Linked DNA regions of Homo sapiens: regions 2 and 3 are each linked to region 1. The links are chromatin contacts, found by Hi-C or POLR2A ChIA-PET in ENCODE. All regions are on one chromosome and are shown on one strand. The core of a region is the stretch at or near the end of the contact, and the rest is flanking DNA. Distances in the headings are between cores, read along the strand shown.

The links. Hi-C counts contacts between places; a loop is a spot of excess contacts on that map. ChIA-PET counts read pairs that join two places held with the same protein, here RNA polymerase II (POLR2A). Pooled maps may share reads with other maps.
Region 2: POLR2A ChIA-PET joins it to region 1 with 14 read pairs in RWPE1. The contact joins the enhancer-like site here to the promoter of GSTO2 in region 1. POLR2A ChIA-PET finds 5 or more read pairs at or near these places in 2 of 52 experiments (B cell and RWPE1).
Region 3: a pooled map shows a loop between it and region 1 (11-fold over the local background). The contact joins the promoter of DUSP5-DT here to the promoter of GSTO2 in region 1. A Hi-C loop is called at or near these places in 8 of 50 pooled maps.

What each region holds. Positions count from the first base shown.
Region 1 is chr10:104,267,932-104,271,874 of GRCh38, forward strand. It overlaps GSTO2 (glutathione S-transferase omega 2), which reads left to right and starts at 1,253. Exons shown (of 7, transcript NM_183239.2): 1 at 1,253-1,338. MIR4482 (microRNA 4482) reads right to left here and starts at 474; the gene lies at 405-474. It overlaps LOC124902497 (a long non-coding RNA gene), which reads right to left and starts at 986. Exons shown (of 2, transcript XR_007062284.1): 1 at 622-986. RefSeq lists enhancers at 503-562, 573-742, 793-1,132.
Region 2 is chr10:110,361,609-110,365,561 of GRCh38, forward strand. No RefSeq gene overlaps it. Among named protein-coding and RNA genes, the nearest start is that of SMNDC1, 59 kb to the left of the region's middle. RefSeq lists an enhancer at 3,153-3,332. Within about 2 kb of position 2,588, at least 7 of the 41 ENCODE cell types and tissues checked have a DNase peak (open chromatin) inside an H3K27ac peak, as active enhancers do.
Region 3 is chr10:110,494,195-110,497,792 of GRCh38, forward strand. DUSP5-DT (DUSP5 divergent transcript) reads right to left here and starts at 2,288. Exons shown (of 2, transcript NR_187547.1): 1 at 2,194-2,288. RefSeq lists an enhancer at 2,235-2,758 and a silencer at 3,240-3,598.

The DNA of each region.
Region 1 (3,943 bases), core at 3-2,502:
CTCGGCCTCCCAAAGTGGCATGAGCCACCGTACCCGTCCACAATCTAACTTTATAACTGCTCACAGGAAATACCCACTCAGTTACCCTGTTGTGTGATTTCATGAGATGCTCTCTTGTTGCTTGTCTTCTGGTTTCTTAGTTGAGAAGCTTTCAATTCCTCCTTCTTTCATTTCCATCATCAACTTAATTTCACATTCTCTCTATTGTTGGCCCTGAAGACCAGACGCACATTACCCGAAAGCTGGGTGGCTGGGCAGACTCCTATTTGGTCTCCCTGTCTCTAACCCCTTCAAATCCTTCCTATCAAATCCCATGTTGGGCACATAGGTGGTGTCCCATTTATGTAATTAAATACTGTGTAGGCTGCATCAGTCAATTCTGCCTACAAGGTTGATGAGTAATAGGTAAGAGCCCCACTGAGAAATAGAAATGCCATCTTCCACACATTTCCATAGCCCACTGGGTTGCTCACTATTCAATTTTTATTATCACATCACCACCACGAGAAGGTAGGTCGGAGAGCAATCATTTCATTCTATAGATGATGCAACTAAGGTCCCGAGGTTAAGTGAGGCCTTAAGGTGCTGGCAGAAAGATCACACCCAGCGCACTGCTCTTACCATTGGAATCAGGGCTGTCGGTCCGCTCCAATTGTCTGGTTTCCTGAACTTATTTTCAAGTTCGCCATTGAGAGAAACCTCCGAATGACTAATTCTTAAATTTAAGGGTGCATAATAATCACCTATGGCTCACCGCTGCATTTCCGATTCAGCAGGCTGGGGTGGGTAGCGAAGTCTGTATTTCAAATGAGCCCCTCAACCCAGGTGACGCAGGCGGTGTGGGGACCGCATCCGGAGGGCGACCTGGAGCCGACTGACTTCACAAAGGCCTCCTGCCGCAAACCTTCAGCGGCCACCAAAGCCCCGGCTGCCGGCGGCGGACCACCTCTGCTGCCGCGCGCCTACCGGAGCCGCTTGGCCCTAGTGCTTTCCAGCGGATTTCCCCTCAGGTGCGGAGCCGGGTGCCGGGGTCCCACAGCCAACCACTACCGGTTCCTCTTTCGTCAGCCACCGGCGCCGGCAGGACCCGCGAATCCCGATCTCCAGGAGCCTGTAAGGAGGCCGCCCATTGGCTCAGCCGCACTGCTGGGCAGGTACTTCCAAAGCTTTGAGGATTGGCTGATGCTCTGGGCGCCGGGGCTAGTTGGCGGGTAGGATCACGTGCGAGGGGCAGGCCCCGTCTAGGCCCCGCCTCCTTGCTGCTGCTGCCGCCGCCAATCCTGGTCCGGTTGCCCGAGTTCCCGGAGGTCTCTCGCGGGACCTCTCTCACCGCCACCGGTGGGTCCGTTCGGCCTGCGTTGTATTGGAAGGGAAGAGGGGTTTGAGGTCAATTCTGTTTCCTGGGGTTTTCACGAATTTCGGGGCCCACAGTAGGCTTGCCAACTTTAACTTTTGCCTAACACTTTACGAGAAATCCTATTTAGCCTTGGCCACTGTTGCATCAAAGAATTTCACATCCAACAAAGTGCAGCCTAAGAATAAAGAACAGGTCTTTAAACCGCATACCTTTAATTAAGGTGTTCTTATTTTTTCTGATTTGGCTGGAAACAGGCAGAGACCACCCCAGATAACCAGTTCTCAGCCTTGCGTGGGACACCACGAGTCCCACGTGTTTACGTGTTTAAGGCACTGGCAAGCAGGGGAATTTGGTTTCTGGGAATGTGCTGTCTTTGTGAAAACTGTGAAAAGTCTTCCCTGCTACATTGAAATAATCATAAAATAATAATAGCTAATGTTGAACACTTACTATGTATCAGACACATGCTAAGCATTCAATATTTCTCATCCAGTTTCTGAATGAAACCTTCGCAAACCACATAATGTACTGGTACTATTAGCTACGAATTACATATAAGAACACCCGAAAGTTGTTGTCATTTGCCCAAGGTCACCCAGCTAATAAATATTGAAGAGATTCGAATCTAGCCTGAACTCTTACAGTAAGACCGTTCGTGAGATGAATTTATATGTGCTATTTTTCCAGTCTCTTTATCCAACAGCTCTGACAGAGGATAGTATCTACCTTTTTTTTTTTTTTTTGAGACGGAGTCTCGCTGTTCTGCCCAGGCCGGACTGCAGTGGCGCGATCTCGGCTCACTGCAAGCTCCGCCTCCCGGGTTCACGCCATTCTCCTGCCTCAGCCTCCCAAGTAGCTGGGACTACAGGCGCCCGCCACCGCGCCCGGCTAATTTTTTGTATTTTTAGTAGAGACGGGGTTTCACCGTGTTAGCCAGGATGGTCTCGATCTCTTGACCTCGTGATCCGCCCGCCTCAGCCTCCCAAATCGCTGGGATTACAGGCGTGAGCCACCGCGCCCGGCCTGTATCTGCCTTTTTGACCACACCATTATTCGTGGGATTTAACAGGAGTTAATGAGTTAATAATGTTCCTTTTCCAAACTCAGTGGTTTTGATTTTACAAATTATTTGACTTTTCCTGATTTCAGGATCTTGACAATTTGCCTTTACTTATTCAAATGTTATTATACCAAATATTTATTTAAAAAGTTTTTTTTTTCTTTGATTCCTCAAGTTGTAGAGAGAAATAGGGATAGGGAAGCAGAATCAAGTAGTTAAAAAGATAGCCTCATTTGACCCTGATTTCCCAATTGGGAATATGAAATTTTTCCTGAATATAAGCACATTTGAGAATAGAACCTTTTACCTAACGTATCTCACTTTTTGAACTCATTGGACAATAAGGGAACACCCAGTAATATAATCTTTCATATAAATTAGGCTTCTAACTTATTAAGAGGAATGTACTCCAGTCCAGTTTCTGCTACTATCAAGAGATGGCGTGACAAAAAATTTTGAAAAGTTGCCGAATGCAAACCACAGTTCCTCTTCTCAAAACAAATGCATGTAAATAGAGTGTAAGCTATTTCTTTGGTGGCATTATTTTCCTAGAAGGCTTAAGTCGTTAATCACCCATGACCGAAGATCCAAACATTTTCAAAGCAGATCCGATCATATTTCAGGTGGCTGAAAATGGATTTGGAGTAGGTTTAATATGGTCTACTTACAATTTGTTTCATGATTGAGTGGGTCAGTATAATAAAGGTATAAACATGAAATAACATAGAAGGAAAGTTTGCAAAGAGGATTTCAAAGAAGTACCTGTTGGGTATTCAAAAGAAAGTAGGGATAAGCTTAAGGTTAAAATCTTTCTAGGGAAAGTATAGTGTTCAGAGGTAAGATTAAAAACCACATTACTGAAATGGAGTCTGCAGCATTCAGCCCATTCAATTGGCATTAAACTGGTAACTGGTGAAATAAGTATTGTGAGTTGAACTTTAATTCTAATATGCTTGGCAAAGCCGAATCACAGTGTGCTTCATCTTTGTGGATACAAAATTGGAATGCACTCTGCTATTTAAAATGTGTTCTTACTCACTAGCGTTTGTCATTAACTTTGACGTATACTGAGCTCTTACTATACTGACGATGCCCTGGACTATTTGATTCGATACTCACAATTCATAAAGTAGGTATTATTGGTGTTCTCATTTTGCAGGTGAGGAAAGTGAAATCCAAAAAGGTTAGATAGCTTGCCTAAGTGCCAAAGCTGGGTCTCAAAAAGTCAGCCCATTGGGCTCCAGGGCCTGTTCTGAGAACCTTGACACTAGATTGTTTCCCTTTAGAGGAGAACAGCTTCCATCCCTGTCTTCTAACTCTACCAAATTAACTTGGCATTTCAGAACTTGATTTCCCACATACAGATACACTTTTCATGAACATTTCCCAACTCTCAGAGTTAGTTTCTTTTAAAAGGTGGGAATGAAAAAACAAAACTTGGAAAATCATCCTCTTCTGGCAAAGTAGAAAGGTGGATCCAGGAACCTTTTAATTTACAAATGGAATTCCCAGTTTGGCCATTATCC
Region 2 (3,953 bases), core at 1,338-3,837, 6.1 Mb after region 1:
TAACCCTGGGTTAAATCCCAGTGCCTCCTCTAATTAGTCAGACAACCCTGCACAAGTTAGGTTACCTTGCTAAGCCTCAGTGTTCACATTTGTAAAAAAAGTGCCAATCATGCTTTTCCACAGTTTGGATTGAATCAGAAAACTTAAATAACCATCTATCCCCAAAACAGCTGACACATAATAAGGGATATTTAAGTTAAAACTTTTCATTTTTATTAAAATATTAAACATCTTCAAAATTCACATAGAAAGAAGAGCACTAGAATAATTGCAAATGATGGAGCAACCAAAGCCACCAATGATTGAAATGTTCTCTGTGACTAAAGGATGGTTATTTATTCTGAAAGTAAGAGTACGATGATATCAGGAGAGGAAAGGGGGTGGAGCTCATCTTAAGTGCTGTGCTTGCACTGTAGTGTGTGTGTGAGAGAGAGAGTGCATGTGTATGTGTGTTTGTGTGTATGTGTATGTGAGTAAGAGACAGAGAGAGAAGGGTGGGGGGACACACTTTCAACAGACTAAAATCTAATCCCTACCCTCAGGAATTTACACATAACTGGAATATTTTTAAAAGTGTCAAAATTGACATCTGTGAGCTACAAAGTGCTACAGGAATATAAAGGCAGGAGAGTTCGCTTCCAGCGCAGCTGGGGTTCTGAGTGGTATGTGACACTTCCTGGAGGAATGCTATTTGAGGTAACTGAAGCGAGGGTGAGATTTCAACAGGTACTAATGGGGATAGGGTGGAAAAGAGAATTGTTGAGAAAAGCCACGAAACAGAGAAAGCAGGGTGTGCCCTGTGAATCTGAGGTAATATGAAAAAAATACCAAATACCAAAATATTCTTACCCTTGGATGGTGGGATGATACCTGATTGATTTTAGTGTGTGTGTCTTTCTGAATTTTCTATTCTTTAAAATGAGTTTGGGCCTGTAATCCCAGCACTTTGGGAGGCCGTGGTGGGCGGATCACGAGGTCAGGAGATTAAGACCATCCTCGCTAACACGGTGAAACCCCGTCCCTATGAAAAACGCAAAAAAATTAGCCAGCCGTGGTGGCGGGCGCCTGTAGTCGCAGCTACTCGGGAGGCTGAGGCAGAAGAATGGCGTGAACCCGGGAGGCAGAGCTTGCAGTGAGCAGATATCGCGCCACTGCACTCCAGCCTGGGCGACAGAGCGAGACTCCATCTCAAAAAAAAAAAAAAATGAGTTGGGTAATTTGTATACTCAAGAAAAAAAATCATATTTTTAAAACCAACATCAGTAACAAAATCAGCAAAAAAAAAAATAGTGCTTTTGTGACTGAAGGTAAGAAAGCAAGAATGTTTAAAATTCTAGAGAATACTGGCAGTAGAGAAGGGGGCTTGTGTCTAACTGGGCTCTCTACCGCAGCACTGTTGAGATTTTGGACTGGATCATTCTCTGTTGTGGGAGCTGCCCTGTGTATTGTAGTATTCTAGTCTCTGCTAGATGCCAGTGGAATTTTTCCCCTTCTCTCCTCGGCCACCCCAACTATGACAACCAAATATGTCCCCTAAGGGATGAAATTGCCCTGGGGTGGATAGAACTACTATTCTAAACCCTGGAATATTTGATGTGAAGGAAAAGTCACCCCTACATACTTCTCTGCATGCACAGAGAGTGTAATCCCGTCACTGTGCCTTGGCTCTCTTAAAAAGTTTCCCTCTTTCATCCAATCCCACCCAAATCCAGGAGGTAGAAGGTCTGAATGCTGGGTCCCAAGTCTTAACACTAGTTAGCTACATGATCTTGGGTTAGTTGAATGGCCACTCTGGGCCTGCTTACTTATCTATAAAAATGACAGGTAGATGAGAAGTGCTCAAAGATTCTGTGAATCCGTGTGTCAATGCCAACCCCTTATTTTGTACAGGAAGAAAATGACATTTGGAAATGTGTAGTTTTGCCCAAGGTTACACACCTCACCAATGGCAGCACCACGACTAAAACCCAGCACCAAGACTAAATGCCATGACTTTTGATTTCTACTTGTGCCCCTCCACCCCACACTCTTTGTCACCTGTCTCCTTAGAAGCATGGCTTCCTTGTGTCAAAAAGGAAGAAAACAAGAGTGACTGGGCCAGGCCACTTACATGCGCTATTTGGTGAGCAAGACAACAGAGAAACCTCCTCTATGTAAATAATAACAGGGACACCGACATGACTTTCCGAATGAGCCAAAGCAGCTCGAAGAAACAAAGGGCTAACTGGCTCTTTCAAGACAGTGGAGAATCTGAGGGTGATGAGTTTTGTGGTATTCAATGGCAGGCTGCTGTGACAGAGGGCTGCAAATGCCACTCCGGGGACACGTTAATGAAGGCTCTGCATGCACAACACGAGAGGCAATTATTCTGTTCTCCCTGGCACTGGGTCCTCCTGGCAGGAGAGCTGCCGCCGACGCAGCTGGAAAGAGTTCAGTGCAAAGTTCACAGAGACAGCCAGATGGAGAATGAACAAGACTTGCCGTGTGGCTCAGCCAATGCCAAACAGACCAACCGCTCATCTGCAGGCCTTCCCCTGATCCTCGGGAACATATGCAGGAAGGGCATGGTGGGCGGAAGAGGTGGAGACTTCCGCTGGCAGATGCGAGAGGCATCTGGGGTGCTTCCGGCCTGCGTGTAGGCTGCCATCTCTGAAGCTCCCCGGGCTTAGGGCTGCCTTCCCTTCTGGCCAGGTGTTGTCAACATAGGATGCGAGGAGTCATCCCAAGACAAAACATGGCCAGACAGGTGAGCCAGAAAAAAGAGGCAGTGAATGCACATCAGTTTGTGGATGATTTTCCTGGCGCCCATTTCGTAGGCCGACCCGGCCTCTTTCTCTCAGGTTCACGCAGGGGAAAGGCTCTTCGAGGTGCTGGAAAGAAGACTTTGTCTCCTTCCTTTTCGGCTTGGACCAGCCCTATTAGTGGAGTTTTCTAGGCAAATCTGGTCCCCACCCCACCCCCCACAAATCAGGTGAAGTCAGGTTAAAAATAATATTGAAGGCTGCCGTGAGTGCCAGTTGAGTCACAGCCCTGAGGGTGTGTGGGTTGCAAGTAAGTGGGTCCCACACGTTTCCCAGGGAGATGATGGGGCAGAAACAGGTTGTGGAGTCTGCAGAGGGGTAAAATGAACCCCAGATCTTAGCAGCAGCCTGCCCCCACCCCCACCTGCTGGCATTTCCAGGCCAGAAGGGACTGTTCTGTCTCACTGTTTCTCAAAGGCCACCTGCTGCTGCCTCAGTGAGTCAGAAGGGCCTGTGTGGCTTGTCGTGGATCACTTGGAACCTGGCCACATGCCTCCCTTTTCTATTTCTGTGCCTCAGAAGATGGCAGTACCACCCAACACCCCACCCAGAAAATCGCTGCCACTAGCTCTAGTGAAGCCTCATCTCAGGGCTAGTTACCTAGTAAGAAGAGCAGTGCTGAGAATTCCGGCAGGTAGAGATGAGGTCTGCAGCAAGGGGAAAGAGAGGAGACTTCTGAGGGCAGCTGCTCAATGGAGGAATTAGGGAGGGTTGGAAGCAGAGTTATCCTCAGGATGAGTTAGCGACAGTCCTGGCAATAGGAACATTGTCCCTGTGAGGACTCTTGTGTGGGCCTGGACAGCTCAGGCCTGGGGCTGGGTAGCTCACTGGTTAGGCCTCAGCTAATGCAGGCAGAGTGTGAGGACAGCCGCCAGGCACTGGGGCAGCTTTCCAAGGGATGCTCTTTTAACGGAAGTAATTCCAAATCCTTAGTGCATCATGCAGTACCGTATGCTGTTTGGGGCCTTCTCACCTGATGCTCCCTCCCCGCCTACCCCCCACGCAATGTCCCCTTCTCCCAACTTAGTGGACAGTACAGCACAGTGTGAGGGATTTCAAACATTCCGTGCATCAGAACCATCTGGAAAGATTGCCAATGGCAGCCTCCTGGCCCCATTCCCTGATGTTCTGATTCCGTAAGCCCAGCCAGGA
Region 3 (3,598 bases), core at 1,038-3,537, 6.2 Mb after region 1:
GAGAAGGATTGCTTTACAAAGAATGGGGGCGGTGTGCGGAGGGGTGATGAGAAGGAAGGTGAGAAACGTTAGAGGTGGGTTGTGGCCAATTGGCCAGACCGAGGACCTTAGTGTTCACTAAGGAATTTGGATTTTATCAAGACAGTGCGTAGGTGGCATTGAAAATTTTTGAGCAGAGGAGGTGGGCTCTGTGCTTAGACGTAAGCTTAAGACCACACTGCAGAGGATGAGAGAGCAAGGAGGGGGCTTTGAGACTGGGATACAGGATGCTAATGTAGGGTCCAGTGGGGATGGGGGATAATGGGGCCCTTTAACTACAGCGATAGGCAGGACCACCTACAGAGTTTGTGGGGTCCAGTGGGAAAGGAAAATGCAGGGTCTCTTGCACAAAATTATTAACAATTTAGTAACAACAGAGCATTAAAACAAGTGGGGGTCCCTTCTAAGTACGGGGCCCCGTTTGGCTGCACAGGTCACATACCTGCAAAGCTGGCCTTGGCCATGGGACAAGACAGGATGAGTCAGATGAGAGCTCTGGGAAGCAGGGTCCCAGGACTTAGTAATCTGTTGGATATGGGATGTGAGGAAGCAATCCAGCTGACAGATGACCCTCCTACACCGGGTGCCATGCCACCCTTCTGCTTTCTGGGCACCTTCCTTGGTGTGACCAACTCTAGCTTATTAATATGAATAAACTTCACCCACTCCTCCTTTTCCTGCTACCCTCACCCCAGACCTGCTCCTGTAGAGTCCCTATCTAAAGGTTAAAAACTATGGTGTTGGCCAGGGGTAGTGGCTCATGGGTCATACCTGTAATCCCAGCACTTTGGGAGGCCAAGGTGGGCGGAGCACAAGGTCAGGAGTTCGAGACCAGCCTGATCAACATGGTGAAACCCCGTCTCTACTAAAAATACAAAAATTAGCTGGGCGTAGTGGTGTGTGCCTGCAATCCCAGCTACTCAGGAGGTTGAGGCAGAAGAATTGCTTGAACCTGGGAGCCGAGATCACGCCACTGCACTCCCGCCTGGGCGACAGAGCGAGACTCTGTCCTAAAAAAAGAAAAAGAAAAGAAAAATGCTAACCGGGTGTGGTGGCTCAATCCCAGCACTTTAGGAGGCTGAGGTGGGAGGATTACTTGAGGCCAGGAGTTTGAGCCCACCCTGGCCGACATAGTGAGAACAAGCTTTTTTTTTTTGAGACCGAGTTTCGCTTTTGTTGCCCAGGCTGGAGTGCAATGGCGCGATCTCGGCTCACTGCAACCTCCGCCTCCCAGGTTCAAGCGATTCTCCTGCCTCAGCCTCCCAAGTAGCTGAGATTATAGGCATGCGCCACCATGCTCGGCTAATTTTTTTGTATTGTTAGTAGAGACGGGGTTTCTCCATGTTGGTCAGGCTGGTCTCGAACTCCCGACCTCAGGTGATCCGCCTGCCTCCGCCTCCCAAAGTGCTAGGATTACAGGCGTGAGCCACCGCGCCCGGCCCGAGAACCTATCTAAAAAAAAAAAATCCGGAAACAAAAAAATCTTTGGTGTCCCTCTCCAGTTCTCTCTCCCCATCTCACCCCTCCCAGCATCTCACTTCCTCAATGTGCTCCCATTCCTATGGCCTCCCCATAGCTGCTGTCACTGCCAAGTTCTGGCAAGTCCATATCAGCTCATGTCTAGATTACCCATGAAATCCTCCCATCCATCCCCCAGACTCCGGACCCCACCACCACTCTCAAATAAAGCACCGATCCCGCACAGAGCCGCCTCAGCGATGTTCCCAAATGCTATCCGGATCTTGTCACTGAGTAAGATCCCTCGTTGGGGACTGCCCGGCCAAAGACTAAGACCCAAATGACTCAAAACAGCACAAGGCCCTCTGTTGCCTGACCCTGCTTAATCTGCTAATAAATACCAGAAGGGCCTTAGTCTCCCACATACCTCCAGTACGCACCATGCTGGGGGGGTTGCGTTTTTTGTTTTCTTTACCCCAAGCAGTTTCCTCTGCCTGGAATCTCCCCTCCTGCTTCGCAGCCTGGCTTACAATTCATTCCTCGGAGTTGGCCTCAGCTCTCCTCTCCTCGGGAGGCCTTCTCCAGCCCACGCCCCACCCTGCCACACCCCTACTGGGCGCTCTTCCCCACGGACTACAGGCCTTCCCCTTCCCTCTGGGCTGGGGGCAGCTGGGGCTGAGTATAAGTCTTACTCACGTTGGTGCCGCCAGCCCCAAAACAAAGCCTGGCCCACGTGGGTGCTCCGCGTATGTGTGTGGCTCTAGGCGGAGATGCCGGGGGTGGAAAGAGCCGGTAACAGAAACAGAACGTGCTAGAGGAAGAGCAGCCTGCAGGGAAGGCTGGCACAGATAACCACAAAAAGAAAGAAGGCCCCCGCATCACGTCTTCACCAAGACCCCACTGGCAAGGCGAGGACAGCGCCTTTGGGTGGATGCATCTGTGACCCAGAGGCAATGCTGGCTGTCCTGGTGTCTGATTTGATTGCATCTGATTTCAAAATTTGATCTCTGCTTCCTTCTGAAAACCTCATTCCCTTATGTCAGTTGTCAACAAGCCCTTGTCTAGTGCGGGCAGACTGTTTTCCATCAAGCAGTCCCAGCCAGGCTAACAATAAAATGGTTGGCAGTGAGCTTGGGGGCAGAAACCTGTTTCCATCCATGTGTCCCCGCAGCTAGCAAAGCCCTGGCACACGGCTGACCCTCAATAAATGCTTGCTGAATGGGTGAATTGTGTCTGCTTCCCCAGGAATAGGGGTGGGAGGCCTGAAGCCCCTGGGGACCGGTGGGGGCAGACAGCCTGAGATTAAACTTGATCCATAGATAATCCCCCAAATCCAGAAGCCACCTGGACAACAGTTGGCTGAACTGAGCTCCATCGTGGGATACATGCTGATGGTACTGCTGAGTTCACCAAGGGTCTCCCCGGGACCAGAAAACAGCTCCTCAAAATACAACTTATTATTCTAATCATTATTGGAGAGTGACAGAGAAAAGAGCGTCAATCCTTTGAGGGCAGAATCCATTTAGGAAGATTAAATGGCTATTCTCACCGCCGACCCCCAACCCCCGTTTTTACTTTTACAAACTTTATTATGAAAAATATCAAACATACAGAAAAGTGGAGAAAACAGTATAACGAATCCGGCCACCCATCACCCAGCCTCAGCGATGACCAACCCGCGCCTGACCTCTCCAGTCATCTATACCCCACCCCTCGAGGCAAATCTCCGACGTCCTCTCCTTACACGCGCAGACCTCGGTAGCGACGGGAATCCGTTCCGGACTCCTCTGGGGCCCTGGCCGGCTCCCTCGGCCCTGCTCAGCGCGGCGCGGGCGGGTTCTCAGCCCACGTCCGTGAAGCTGAAGGCCGGATCGTGCGGCGCCGCCCCGCCCCCCACGGCGCTTCCTCCTCGGTCCGCACCGCGAGGGTCACCGCGGCCCCGGAGCGCCTGGGACACTCGACCGGCAGCCGCGGGTGATGCGCGAGTGAGTCCCTCAGCGAAGCGCGGAAGAGAGAACGAAGAGGCGCCTTCCACTTCCTCTCGCTCTAACGCCGGCACCCGCCCCGCGCGTCCCTCGCCCCCGCTGCCCCGCCCCCTGCA